Regions from separate parts of the Mus musculus genome. Here all the other regions are linked to region 5. A link is a contact called in ENCODE POLR2A ChIA-PET data. All regions are on one chromosome and are shown on one strand. Each heading gives the region's core, a stretch centred on a gene start or an enhancer-like site at or near the end of the contact. The rest is flanking DNA. Distances are from core to core; before and after follow the strand shown.

Evidence for each region. ChIA-PET counts read pairs that join two places held with the same protein, here RNA polymerase II (POLR2A).
Region 1: POLR2A ChIA-PET joins it to region 5 with 48 read pairs in embryonic stem cell. The contact joins the promoter of Jund here to the promoter of Mast3 in region 5. POLR2A ChIA-PET finds 5 or more read pairs at or near these places in 4 of 5 experiments (Patski and embryonic stem cell).
Region 2: POLR2A ChIA-PET joins it to region 5 with 26 read pairs in embryonic stem cell. The contact joins the promoter of Lsm4 here to the promoter of Mast3 in region 5. POLR2A ChIA-PET finds 5 or more read pairs at or near these places in 3 of 5 experiments (Patski and embryonic stem cell).
Region 3: POLR2A ChIA-PET joins it to region 5 with 13 read pairs in Patski. The contact joins the promoter of Pde4c here to the promoter of Mast3 in region 5. POLR2A ChIA-PET finds 5 or more read pairs at or near these places in 3 of 5 experiments (Patski and embryonic stem cell).
Region 4: POLR2A ChIA-PET joins it to region 5 with 24 read pairs in embryonic stem cell. The contact joins the promoter of Rpl18a here to the promoter of Mast3 in region 5. POLR2A ChIA-PET finds 5 or more read pairs at or near these places in 4 of 5 experiments (Patski and embryonic stem cell).

The regions. Positions count from the first base shown.
Region 1 is chr8:70,696,292-70,698,991 of GRCm38, forward strand. It overlaps Jund (jun D proto-oncogene), which reads left to right and starts at 1,448. Exons shown (of 1, transcript NM_010592.5): 1 at 1,448-2,700.
Region 2 is chr8:70,671,861-70,674,560 of GRCm38, forward strand. It overlaps Lsm4 (LSM4 homolog, U6 small nuclear RNA and mRNA degradation associated), which reads left to right and starts at 1,371. Exons shown (of 5, transcript NM_015816.4): 1 at 1,371-1,597. The coding sequence starts at 1,595.
Region 3 is chr8:70,722,755-70,725,454 of GRCm38, forward strand. Pde4c (phosphodiesterase 4C, cAMP specific) reads left to right here and starts at 1,310. Exons shown (of 17, transcript NM_001310465.1): 1 at 1,310-1,463; 2 at 1,761-1,813. The coding sequence starts at 1,772. It overlaps Gm34255 (a long non-coding RNA gene), which reads right to left and starts at 1,774. Exons shown (of 3, transcript XR_379077.3): 1 at 1,638-1,774; 2 at 517-880.
Region 4 is chr8:70,896,144-70,898,843 of GRCm38, forward strand. It overlaps Rpl18a (ribosomal protein L18A), which reads right to left and starts at 1,300. Exons shown (of 5, transcript NM_029751.4): 1 at 1,216-1,300; 2 at 1-169. The coding sequence starts at 1,233.
Region 5 is chr8:70,791,111-70,793,810 of GRCm38, forward strand. It overlaps Mast3 (microtubule associated serine/threonine kinase 3), which reads right to left and starts at 1,323. Exons shown (of 26, transcript NM_199308.2): 1 at 1,116-1,323. The coding sequence starts at 1,204.

The DNA.
Region 1 (2,700 bases), core at 198-2,697, 95 kb before region 5:
AAAAAAAAAGTCAGTCAGGACAGGCCGCTCCCGCCTTTAATCCCAGCATTCGGGAGTCAGAGGCAGGAGGATCTTTGAGTTCGAGACTAACCTGGTCTACAGAGTGAGCTCCAGGACAGCCAGGGCTACACAGAGAAACCCTGTCTCGAAAAGCAACCAAAAATGTTCAGGTCTTACTATTTCTTTACATTTTCCATGCCACTACAAAATGCTCTCCTTGCCTGATAGGGAAAGTGAGTCTCAACAGAGGTAAAACTTAATTTGGTACGTAAACCTGTCCCCAGTCAGCTCAAACCACCGCCTCCAGAGCGCACGCCCGCCCATCCCCCACCCGCCAAGGCCAAGTCCCAAGGTCAGGGCGGAGCCTCGCGCGCTCCGCCAAGCTCCGTACGGCCCCGGGGAGAGGCAGGCCTGGCGCCGGGGGCTGGCTGGCGTTGGGCCAGCACTAGCTGGCTCAGTCGTTTGGCGGGGGGCGGGGGAGGGGGTGCTGGCTGGGATATGGCTCGCGAAGCGCAAACCCCACGTGTGTGGTGAGGGGAGAGTCCACTCTATCTTTCTGGATGGTCACTTGCCTACAAAAGGGGATAAAACCTGGGTGTGTGGCTCTCTGAGGCAACAACTGGTCAAGGCTCGGGCGGGGGTTTGGGGGGAGGGGGGAGAACCCTCTGAGGCCTCAATGGCCTGGGCGAAGGTCCTGAGGTGCAAAGGAGCTCCAATGGGGTACAGATTGGAGAGGAGTCACAGAGAAGGGATGAGACTCCTCTCTGGTCTTCTAAGGGTTGTGTTGAGTGTGCTGGGACTTGTTGCTCCCACCTCTTCCACCTCCGTTCCCAGCAAGCAGAAAAGCCTGCATCAGGCCTGGTGGCATACTGTACTAATTAAGAGGGTAATTACCAGTCCGGATTCTCATTTGCAGGCTCCACTCTGGGACCCACCTCAGGCTCTAGAAGAGTCAAGAGTAAAAACGTGTACTGCCATGGCTGTCCAGAGGCCTGGCACCCTAGTTCTGTCCTTGGGAGGACAAATGTGTGGTAAATGCCTGTCCTTACAGCACATAGAAGGCAGAAGGATCACTTCTCAAGTCTAGCCTGAGCTACAGAAAAATTCTGTCTCAAAACAAAGGCAAAAACAAAACAAAACAAAAAAAACCCCACAAGCTCACCCCAGAACTTCCATCAGCAGGAGCCCCAGGTCAACCTGGGTTACAGCTTTTGCATAGTGCCCTTTAACTCTAGCACTTAGCAGGTCCACATCTGTAAGTTCCCAGCCAGCCCCAGCTGGAAGGTGAGAGATCCTTGCTCAAAACACAAAGTAAAACTCAACAAACCCAAGACTCAAATCTCATGCTAAGATGAGGTGATGGGCACGTCTTTCACGTTGAGGCAGTGAAATCACCCTCAGTCTTGGTCAGCTAGGGTACAGGGTGTCCTAATAACTGAAACCGAAGCAAGGCACAATGGCATATATTAGTCATCCAGAAGCCTGAGGTGAGATTTTGGGGGGTTCGGGAGGTCATTCTGGGGTACAGAGTGAGATTCTGTTTCAAAACGTCCCAATCCAGGGCCATAGGGTAGGCTTAGAAAGTAAACGTGACTGCACCCAAGTCGGACAGCCAGAGTGCCACACCGGGGAGAACAGACTCCCAACTCTCCTCTGACCTTCCTGGACACACACACACACAAAGCACAGATACCTACACAGACAAACACAGATACACAACCACACAGACAAACACACCAGCATGTAAAATAAAAACCGAGATCTGTAGGCCGAGGTTAAGAGACTCAGGCCTGTTACTGCCACACTTGGGAATATGAAACAGGGGGACTGAAGTTAAGTTCATGAATAGCGGAGTCTAGAGGATGAGATCCTGTCTTGACCCAAAACAAAGATTAAAAAAATTTTTTTTCACCGAGATCAAGAAAAAAACCTACAACTGATGGCTACCCTGGCTGCAGTTGGACTCCACACATCCCATCCTCAGTTTCCCCAAGGAAAAGGCAGGAGGTCAGCTTTTAGGGCGTTCGACTCCACCCTGTGAAACTGACAAGGAGCTAAGTAGTTGTGGGGACTCTCCAAGGGACCCTCCTCTGCCTCCCCCTTCCTGCCCACACCTGCCAGCTCCCAGCCGGAGGAACCCTGGCCGGCGCCCGGCCCCCGAGGGGCGTGCCTTCGGTGGGCGTGACGCGGGGCGTGGCTTCACAGAGGGCCTGGGTTTATGAGGCTCCACACATCACGCCACAGAAGTGCCAGAGACAGGGGAGAGATAGACGCACAGATGAGGTCCAGTTTGAGAAACAGAGAGGCAAGATCTAGAGGGAAGTAAAGAGGGGAGGAAGAGAAAGGGAGGAGAGGCAAGAAACAGCAGGGTAGGGACAGAGCCTGCCCGGCAATCCAAGCTGGGCGTGGTGACCCGGCCAAACCGCGTTCAGCCCCACCCCCATGACGTCAACCCACAATGCAGCGCGTTGTTGTGCCATGTAGCGAGCGTCGCTCTTGGCAACAGCGGCCGCCACCAGGCGAGGGCGTCCCGCTCCCGCCCCTTTATGCAAATCAACGACGTCACCTCGCGCCAATGGCGAGCGGGGGCGGTGAGCTCATCGCGGGGGCCGAGGCTATAAGAGTGCGCGCGGGCGGCGCGGGGCAGAGCGGCCGGCATCGGAGCCGGTCTGTACGGGCAGCGGACTGGGGGGCATACGG
Region 2 (2,700 bases), core at 121-2,620, 120 kb before region 5:
GAACTCATCGCTAACATTCTGTACCAGGGCCTTTCAGCAGCTTGGTCAAACAGCTGTCCTGCTTGGGACAGCTCAGGGTGGAGCTCTGATTCCATAACCAGTAGCCAAAGAAAATAAAAATAAATAGAAGGGCTAGGAGATGGCTCCATGGGTAAAAATGCTTCCTGATGAGAAGGCTAGGCTGACTTCATGACAAGCTTCAAACTGGCAGTTAAGGAGAGGTGGCCTAAATCTGTTTCCAAGAACTGGCCAATTCCAGACAAGTCCAGGCCTCAGAAGCTGCCCCACCACCTGGCCTGAGGCAAGGACAATGGGTAAGCAACAGTTTCCAGACCTCCCCAGTAAGTTTCCAGCCCCCGCAGCCCTGCCATGGAACGTCCATAGAGATGGACCTCACAGATTAACATAGAGGTCACCTGCCCCGGAATTTCCTAATGTGCTTTAAATCAAACCTCCAAGTTAACATGGGTGTCTATTTTGGTAATTCGAGACTCCAGCATGCTCAACTTCTGCATAATAAGACACTCTTTGAGTTTTCATACTATTTGAGTCCGGAATATCATTCTTTGGCACCCCTACTGGGCAAGCATGAGAACCTGAATTTGTAGCTCAAGAAGACACATTAAACCATGGTGGTGCACACCTGCAATCCCAGCACTCACTAGGATCTCTGGAAGGTCGATACCAGCCTGGTCTACATTGTGTGTTCAAGGCCAGCTAGGGATGTACAGAGAAACACTATGTTCCTCCCAAAATGATAATGATTTTTTTTAAAGCAAGGATTAAAGCTTGATGGCCCACAGTGGCCATCCAGCAGTGGAGAAGCCGAGTCGGGGTCTAATGCAAGTTCATGATCGGCTAGCTTCAGCTGCCACAGAAGCCCATCTCAAAACAGGAAAATCCCAGAGATTTGTTTTCACTTCCTGTCGCCAGGGAACGCCAGACCTGCCGTTCGTGTTCAAAGATTCTATTTGAGTTGGTAAAGACAAAGAGATCCATAAGGGCAAGAATGGAAGGCTAGAGCTGGGCAGTGGTGGCGCACGCCTTTAATCCCAGCACTTGGTGGGCAGAGGCAGGCGGATTTCTGAGTTCGAGGCCAGCCTGGTCTAGAGTGAGTTCCAGGAACAGCCAGAGCTACACAGAGAAGCAATGTCTCGAAAACAAAACAAAACAAAACAAAGAATGAAAGGCTAGGAGCGCAAAATAGGCACCGCGCGACTCGCATGCATTAGCCAGCTTCGCCCACAGTGTGGCGCCGAATTAGGCGCCGAACCAGATCCAGGAGAGCACCTCTGCGCAGGCGCCCTTTCCCAACATACACCCCGTAGTGGGCGTAACTTGTGCTGCGGCCTTTTGCGTCGTTCTAGTGTCGCACTTTACGGCTACCTCTCAATCCCACCGTAGAAATACGGTGAGGCCGTCCGTCTTGTTCCGTAGGTACCGCCCTAGCCCGTCCCGATTGGATAGATGTCCGTTGAGCTGCTCGCTGATTGGTCATAGTTTCTGCCAGTCTTTTTCAGTCTGGGGCGCGCGGTGGGCCGCCGGTGGGAGCGCGTGTGTCTGTGCCGCGGCGGAAGTTATCGCTGCAGGGAAGATGGTGAGGGCCGCGAGGCGGAGGGGCGCGCGCAGGGTCTTCGGGCTGCTGAGAGATGGGGGAAACTGAGGCCGGAGTGACCGGTGTCCCTCCAGGGCCCCAGACGGTCACCGTTGGGGATTTATCTCTTGATGGACACGGTTTTTGCGACCGGAAGAGGGACTATGATCGTTTCCGGGGCTTGTCACCGTCATTGATAGGAAAGCTGCGTTTCCGGGAAATGGGCGGGCTTAATGGCTCACGTGGGCTTCGTTGCCCTCTTGATGCTTATCTGGTGTCTGACCTCAGCTGCCCACGCCTTTGGCTGGAAATCCAGCTCAGAGAGCGGGTTGATTCTCTCCCTGGGACACACAGCATGTCTTGCTCAGGAAGAAAGGATTTTTTTTTTCTCCTAGTTTAGGCTCAGGCCTCCTCAGTTTGGGGACTCTTAGACCTGGCATAAACAAGTAAAGGAGGCCAGGTTTCCCCCTGCTCTGTCGAGGGGCGCGTTGGCCTAAGTGAGGAGAGCCACATATTCCCATCTCCCCAGTTCTTGATGGTAGGATATTTGGTTTGTTTTTTGGTTAGGCTTTCTGATCTGAACTGACATAATCCAGGCTAACCTCAAACTCCTGATCCTCTTGCTTCAGTCACTGGAGTATGGAAAGGACACGTGTATACTCCACATTTGAGTCAGGATGTGAGGCAGGGTCTCATATAGCCCAGGCTGCCTTTGAACTCCATTTGTATACATGCATCACTGTGAACTCCTGACCCTGCCTTTACTCCAGAATGACCCTGGGTTTTGTGGTGCAGGAACTCTAGGCCTAACACATGCTAGGTAAGCACTCCCCACTGGGTGTACCCTGAGCCTTCCTGAAGGGATGGCCAGGTGCGTCCAGGACTGGACACCCACCTCATGCAGGTGCGCACAGACACTCCCATATCTCTGCGGTCAGGCTGGTACAGGAGTGTCCCAGCTGAACATTCCTGAACTCAGAGCCCTAGACTTGGTTCTTTAGCTATCTCATCTACACACTGGATCCCAGAGAGTCTGGATGATGGCTGAGAAGGAATTTCCCTTCCTGGAACTGGCTCCTCTAATGGGAGGTGCTGGGACTGGATTC
Region 3 (2,700 bases), core at 60-2,559, 68 kb before region 5:
TGTCATTTCAGGGTCAGAGGACAGGGCTGCTGTCCTCACCCCCCCCCCCCCCAGCCAGGACCTGTGTGACCCAGTGTCCTGGCAGGACAGAGGCCACTATCCAAGGAACTGGAAGACCTAACCTAACGGGAGGCAGCCTGGGGAAAGCTACAAATCCACATGACTTAAGAAGCCCACCCAGGGCCGGGCGTGGTAGCGCACTTGGGAGGCAGAGGCAGGTGGATTTCTGAGTTTGAGGCCAGCCTGGTCTACAAAGTAAGTTCCAGGACAGCCAGGGCTATACAGAGAAACCCTGTCTCAAAAAACAAACAAACAAACAAACAAAAAACAAAAAAACAAAAAAACAAGTGAGTTCCAGGACAGCCAGGGCTATACAGAGAAACCCTGTCTCGAAAAACCAAAAAACAAAAAAAAGCCCACCCAGAGCAAGTACCCAGGGCAAGTACTCAGGGCACGAAAAGGCCCTACAGTAGGAGAGGCATGGGCCTATTTCCTGATGAAGACATCGAGGCCTACCTGGCCGTGAAGTGAAGAGGGGTCTTCTGACTGCTGGAAGGATCTGAGTTTTCCAGCAATCTTCAAAACCTTGGGGCAGGAGGTACCAAGTGGGCTGTGCAGAGGTCACGGGGAGGAAGGAGCTGGCTGCCTCAGCTCCTCTCTGCACACCCTGCTCTCCACCACTCCCTCAGTGGCTCAGGCTCCAGTCTGGTAACCCTTCAGACAGCCGACTTTAGGGTGAGACAGGACCCACTCTTCAGTACAGGTGAGGGTGTCTCCCTCGTTGCTATGATGTTTGACAGCAGATTGAAGTGACCTCCACCCACAGCAGGTCACGCTCTGATGACCACTGGAGTAGGTGGTGAGAGGTCTCCTGGCCTGTCTGTGGGGGAGGGGTGTAGGGTGAAACATTAACTTGCTTCACAGCCACAGACTGGAGTGGCCTCAAGATCTCCTAGGCCCAGGCCACATTCCATCTTCCAGTCCCAGCTCCCTGGCTTTCCCACTTCTGACTGCAGCTCTAACTTGTGGGTAAGGTTTGACCAGAGAGTGTCATCAGCTGCCTGGACCAGCACAGCATAGCAGAACAGCTTTCCTAAAGCCTTGGGGTGCCTTGATTGGTACCCCAAAATACTAACGTAATGCCTCAGTCTCAGGCTATTTCTGTCCTCTGTCAGGTGTAAACACATTAACAAGTAAACCTTTGCCTGGCCACTCACCCCTCTCCTCCCCTCCCCCTCAGCCCTGTTTTGGTCACACACTTGGGCACACACACACACCTCCCTGCCCTTGTGGTCACTCTGCCCTTACCCCCTCCTCCAGTCCCGAGGGTGCCTCCTGGCTCGGGTCTAGTCTGGTGCTCAGTTAAAGAACCCAGCTGGGAGTGGGATAGGACCGTCTGTCCTCTGCTCCTGGGAGGTCACAGAGCACACTCACAGCGCAGGTCCCCACAGGAGCAGCTGGAAGTGAGTACCACACCTGTGTCAGTGTGAGAAGGCCTACCTCTCATGAAACTCGGCTCTCAGAAACCCCACAAAGCGCAAGAGTCCCTCCGGGCGCTGAACGGTTCTCCTAGGTGACCTGGACCCAGGATTCTAGTCCCTAGGGCTGGCCAGGGTAGGGAGCTTGGGCGGGAGTACCTGCAGCAGCCTCGCCAGGCAGCTGTGACTTCGCTGCCTTGCTGATGTGGCTCTGGGCTCTGGGGGCGTGGGGTGGCCCAGCAACTGGCTGGGACCTGGTCTCACTGATCCCTGTCATCACAGAAGCCTGCACCATGAGGCGGAGTGGCACGGCCCTGTCCTTCCTGTGGACTGAGGTGAGTAGGCCGGGACTGGGCTCAGTGCAGGAGCTGGGGACTGAGGTCCCTGCTCTGAAAAGGGACAATGAGGCTCCCTGAGCCCAGGGCCTGAATGCAAGATAAAAGTCATTTTAAAGATTTGTTTGTTTGTTTATTTACTTATGAGTACACTGTCGCTATCTTCAGACACACCAGGAAAGGATATTGAATCCCAGTACAGATGGTTGTAGGCCACCATGTGGTTGCTGAGAATTGAACTCAGGACCTCTGGAAGAGCAGCCACTGCTCTTAACCACTGAGCCATCTCTTCAGCCCTAAAAATATTTTTTATTATTTTCTGTATGGGGGTTTCCGCCTGAATGGTTTGTCTGTGTACCGCAGAGGTCAGGGCCCACTCAGGCTAGGAAAGGCCAATCCATGCCCTGAAACTGGAGTTACAGAACCCTGGTCTCCAGCTGCCATTGCTGGAATCACTGAGCCATCTCTCCAGACCCCTCTACCTTCATTTGTTTTAGATTTATGGTTCCTCTGTGTCTCTCTGTCTCTCTCTGCCTCTGTGTGTGTGTGTGAGAGAGAGAGAGAGAGAGACAGAGAGACAGAGAGACAGAGACAGAGAGATTTTTTTTCGATTTTTTTTCCTTTCAATGTGACAGGGTCTTACGTAGCCCAGGCTAGCCTCGAACTTTGACTGCAACCAAATATGACGTTCTAATCCCTATGCCTCCAGCTCCACCTCCTAAGCTCTGGAACCCAAAGTGAAGGGAGGGCTGTTGCCTGTTCTGTGTGCTGCTGGGGATGGAGCCCAGGGCTCTGTGCTAGGCAAGGAGGGTGGGCAGCTGTGAGTGCTTGGACCAGTGTCTGAGCCAGGAGGAGGCAGGGAGCACAAGGCTTTCTGTGGAACTGGC
Region 4 (2,700 bases), core at 50-2,549, 110 kb after region 5:
ACACAATTTCCCCGGATGACTTCTTCATCTTCTTCAGCTGTGACACAAAGTACCAGAAGCGGGACTTGGCCACCACATGGTTGGGTGCAAAGATTCGCATACGGTACAGTGGTGGTGTGTGGCATTTTGGGGTTGGCAAGCAGCGCCCCACCACCTTGTACTCCCGAAGCTGAAAGACATGTCAGGAGAGAAAGTTGTCTATGTGGGGGAGGGGTGTGGAGGCAGAGCCGGCCTGAGATTCAGTCCTCCCACAGGCAGGGGTGTCCAAAGTGGGCTCATACACTCGAGCCCAGTGTGAGGCAAGTCAGAAGGCTTGTGCTCCGCTACGAAGCTGCCTCAGGGTCTACATGTGGCAGGCTGCTCTGCTCTCCCTGAAACTCCAGGCCAAGATGGCAAAGGTGGCTCACGTCTTTAATCCCAGAGCAGGAAAAAGGCCATTTGTTCTACAGAGAAACTGTCTCTGGATTGGGACTAATTGACGATTCCAGACTAGCTTTTCACCAAGAGTCCGAAGGATTGTGTCCAACACACCGGGGCCAGTATGAGATCCGGCACCCTAGGCTACCGTCAGCCAGCCTTTAGAACTAGCTAAGGATGATTCTAGCGACGCTCTGCTTCGATTTCAAGTGCCGAGATAAGTGGCAGCAGGCTCGGTGTAGCCAGCGCTGGGGACAGGCCGCAAGCTTACCAAATGCTCTCTAAACCTAAGGCGGGCCGCGTGTCCACTCCAGTCTAAATAGACCAGGTTAGCTTTAAACCTCATAAGAGACTAAAACAAGCCAGCCGGGCGTGGTGTCACACGCCTTTAATCCCAGCACTCAGGAGGCAGAGGCAGGCGGATTTCTGAGTTCGAGGCCAGCTTGGTCTACAGAGTGAGTTCCAGGACAGCCAGGGCTACAGAGAAAACCCTGTCTCGAAGGAAAAAAAGACTAAAAGAACCACGGGGCTAGATTTGGCAACGAAAAGGAGTGTAACGCTGATATACACGAAAAGGCGGAGGGCCTTCCGGTGCACCCCGATCTAACCCGCTCCGTCCTCGGCCGCCCAGCACGCGGCGGCCGCCATGTTGGCCGCAAGGAGGCTGTGGGCGAGGAGAGCTGCCCGTAACCGCTGAGGGACCCTCGCGACGAACGCACCACCACCCCGGAGGACACAGCCAACCCGAGCGGCCCTGCCGCCAACGCCGCACCTTTTGCCCCGCCGCGGCCTCCTTACCGTGCCCGAGGCCTTCATGGCACTGCGCACTCGTTCACCGCCAGTCACAAAAGGAAGTGTTGTCTTTCGCGCAGGCTCTCACCATGGTCTCTGACGGAAGTCCCGCCCTCCTGATGCGGTGCTTCCATTGGGTACAGCTAGTAGCGGTCTAAGTTCTTGGCTTTTTTATTGGGTACCGATCAGCTACGTATAAGTCCCGCCTCTCTTCACGGAGACTACAGTTCCCAGAGAGCAGCGCGACGGGCCTTTGCAAGTTTCTCCCGGGACGCCCCATCGTCGTGCGCGAGGGATCCTGGGAGTCTACGCGTAATCGTGGTTCCTAGTTAGATTCCGGATTTTTAGTTCTCTCTGTCTCTCTCTTTTTTCATCTTTTTCTTCCCACTTTCTACATCATCCTTCTGTGTATCTACCCATCTATGACCCATCATCCATCTTTTTTATTTGCTTGCACCACCTTCGTGTCTGGTGCCTCGGAGGCCCGCAGAGGGCGTCAGTTCCTCAGTGCTGGAGTTAAAAGTTGTGAGGTGAATGCTGGGAATCGATCCCTGTATGTGCTCTTAGCTACTGCTGTTCTCTCTCCAGCCCCATCTATCTTTTTCTCTGTCATTAGTTTGGTTTGTTTGTTTGTTTTTTACTGTTTATTGAGATAATGTAGCCCAAACTAGCCTGTAACTCACTGTAATTCTCCTGCCTCTTCCTAGTTCTTGGGATGCTGGAGTGTGCCACCTGCCAGCCCACGTAACTATTTTCTTTATAGAATTGTATCAGAGCTGTGTCACTCTGTCTTAACTTTGTCATTTTCCTGGCCAGGTCCTGTACCTGAAGGCGACAATATCCGCCGTGTGTTTCCGCTAATGGCCACTAGGTGGCGAGCGCGTTTTTTGGCTCAGCCGCAACGCAATGCAATGCTGGGATGTGTGCTTCTAGGTCCCCCATTTCCATTGTGCTCAGGCGCATTCAAGTGTGATCCCTCAGTTTCCCCAGCCGCATTAACACTCCCCGTCCCATAAGATAGTTGTAAGATTTAGAAATTGGGCGTGGTGTTGCATGCCTGAGGTCTTACAAATGGGAGAGTGAGCCAGGAGGCTCAGGAAAGATGGCCTTGGCTACACAGAAAGATCTCATCTTACAGCCTTCCCACCCCAAAATAAACAGCTTAATAACATGTCGGTGTGCAATGGGCAGGCTAGGACACAGTCCACCTCTGCTGGAACACATTGCTCCAACCTGTGTTCTGGAGGCTGCTGAAGTGGGGTAGATACATTCTGTAAGATGCAGGACAGATGCTGGGGTGCAAGCTGTGCCCTGAGAGGGCACAGGGAAAGGAATGGAGAAACAGCTGTGTGAGGAAAAAGTTGGTATCCACAGGCCCAGCCTTAACCTTGGTCTGGGCTTTGATGTAAATTCAGAGTTTACAAGACCCTCAGCTGGGTGAACAGGACAGGTGCTGGCGGTTCAGTTTCACTTCCTGCTTTGCAGATGCCC
Region 5 (2,700 bases), core at 73-2,572:
ACAGGAGGGGCCCTAAGGAGGCAGGGAGGGTTTTGGGTAACAGAAGGGCAGTTTGCAGGCCAAGATAGGAGGTGCCGCAGGCAGCAAAGGGCATAGGTTTTAGGGAGCTGAGCCCAGCCTGTCTGTTGCTGCAGGAGGCTCTGTTTTCCCCATCAGGACAACCAGAAGGTGCACAAAATCAACACACCCTGTGAAGCTGGCCTTGGGGGACCTATGCTCTAAGAGCCTGCCTACAGGAGGCCACGCCCCCAGAGTCAGCTAAGCCACAGGTGTGGACACAGTACAAACCAGCATTGAGCTGGGGGACCCACCAACTGTACCTGCTCTTCACACAGGGAAATCGGGGCTACCAGCTACCAAGAGGGTAAAGAATTGCCCCCTAGGCTGAAGTGTGGGTGCAGAAGCGGAACCCAAAGGGCCCTGCAAGACTTCCTGTCGCCCCCCCTCTGCACACGACACACACTGGCAGCCACATCCTCTCCCTGCCCTGCTGTCCCATGGTCCTGCACCGGTAGCCAATGAGACTGGTTGGTTCCTTTCCCTTATGCTTAGACAAGACCTTGAAAACAACCATATTGGACGCCTCAGAGAACCTGGATCATCTCACTTGAGCACACATTAAATGCCAACTGCTTACACTGTTCCTTGCTCTAAAAGGCCTGTAAGCCATGGTAGGCACCACACTATCTCAAGGCCCAGTCGAAGCTTTGGATCGAGCACTCAGGGTCCTTGCATCTCAGACTTTTCCCAACTATGCTAACCTAAATACAGAGAAACACAAGCACAGAGAGGTTGAAGAACTACCTGGAGTCACACCGCACGGTAAAAGCTATCTTACAATTAGAACCTGGGTCGACAGTTGAGGCACCATCTCTCTTGGCCTCTGTGCCTTGCAAAGGAGGACCTGGGCCGAGGAGAAGCATGCCTTCTTGGCTGTAGACCTGCCACCCACTCGTCAGTCTGGGCCATGAGTATTTGCATCTGCGCCAACATTTCCGCTGAGTGTCCAGAACAGACTGCTTCATTCTTCCCAAATTCATCGCTTTGCAAGGCCCGAGTCCCAAGTTCAAATACCGGCGTCCACAGCTAGACCCTGCGCCCCAAGCCGTCCCTACCTTTTGGAACGCTGTAGCAGCGCACCCTTGGCCAGGCGGCTGCGGTGCCCCGGGGCCGCGACCGCGGTCCAGTAGCTGGGGTCGGACATGCTGCCGCCCTCCGTCTGCCCGGGCCTCGGCCAGATCGGCCGGATTCGGCCTGAGCCCCGTAGAGCGGCCCAGTGGCCGCGGGCAACAAGGAGCGCGCGCGGTAGCAAGGAGGAAGCCCGGCTGGGAGCCCCGCCCAGTCACGGGGCGGAGCCTGAGGGGGCGTGGCGTCGTGATGGAGGAGGAAGGGGGGCGAGGCGTTGCTACAGTGCTAGGCGGGGCGTTGCTAGGGTCCCCAACTAAGGAGCTTTTGTTGCTACAGCTCTGCCGGAAGCGCTGGGATGGAGCGCAGTTAGAACCCGCCTGTCGGTGCCCAGCATTGCCAGGGCCTTGAGGGACAGCGCGGGGCGTTGCTAGGGCCCCGAGCAGATCGGCGCGGCGTAGTGGACGTTGCTAGGGCTCTGGGACTAACGTGAGCGTTGCTAGGCCCCCTAGCAGCACAGGCAGGGGTTTGCTAGGGTTCTGAGCATAGGGGGCGGGGTTACCTGGCCGTTGCTAGGGCTCTAGGTAGCAAGGGCGGGGCGTTGCTATGGACCTCAGCAACACAGGCAGGTTGTTGCTAGAGCTCTAAGCACCAGGAGAGGCACCCTGACAGGAGAGCGAGGCGTTGCTATGGACCTCAGCAGCCCAGGCAGGGCTTTGCTATGGTTCTGAGCATTGGGGGGGCGGGGCTACCTGGCCGTTGCTAGGGCACTGCGCGGTGAGGGCGGGGCGTCGCTAGGGCCACAACAAGCAGGTGGGGCGTTGCTAGGGCCTGGACGGCGGAGTAGAGCTTTGGCGGTGCTAGTAGTGCAGGCTGTGACGGGTCTGCCCTCTGACTTGGAGGTGTTAGCCCTGCCTGGCTCTTCCCCTTTCCTTCCCATCTGTATGATGTCTGCGATGAACGCAGTGTGCATGGCCACGAAAGCCATTACCAAAGGCGATAAGTCATATATACTACAAACCAAAGGAATATGTCCTTTTCCCCCAGGTCCTAGGTAGCCAGTGGTCATTCTGACAGCACCCGACTCCCTGGACTTTTAGACACCGGATCAGAGCCTTGCTCGGATTTGAAGCTCAGATCCTATATTTGGTGCAAGAAGATAGCTGGGGAAACTGAGGCACATGCACCCAGGTTTTCCCCAACTCATCCTTGTCAAGTCACTCTGAGACTCTGCCACGTCTCCTCCAGGCTCTTTGCCACGTCAGGCGTTTCCCATGCTGCTGGCTGCAGCACAAACCCATATCCAGTCATTTATTCACTTGATAAACATTTATTGAACACTTACAGTTTACCTGCCTCTGGGACATCTAGGGGTGACTTCAAGGTAGTCCTTGATCTCAGATAAGGAGACAGATGAAGAATGTCAAAGAGTAACTTCAAAGAAAGAGGGATATAGCTGTGCTGGCAGAATGCTTGCCTGGCATGGAGGGCTCCATCCCAGCCCTCACCACACTTTTGGAGGTGGTAACACACACCTGTTGTCACAGGACTTGAGGGGTACAGGTAGGAACTTAA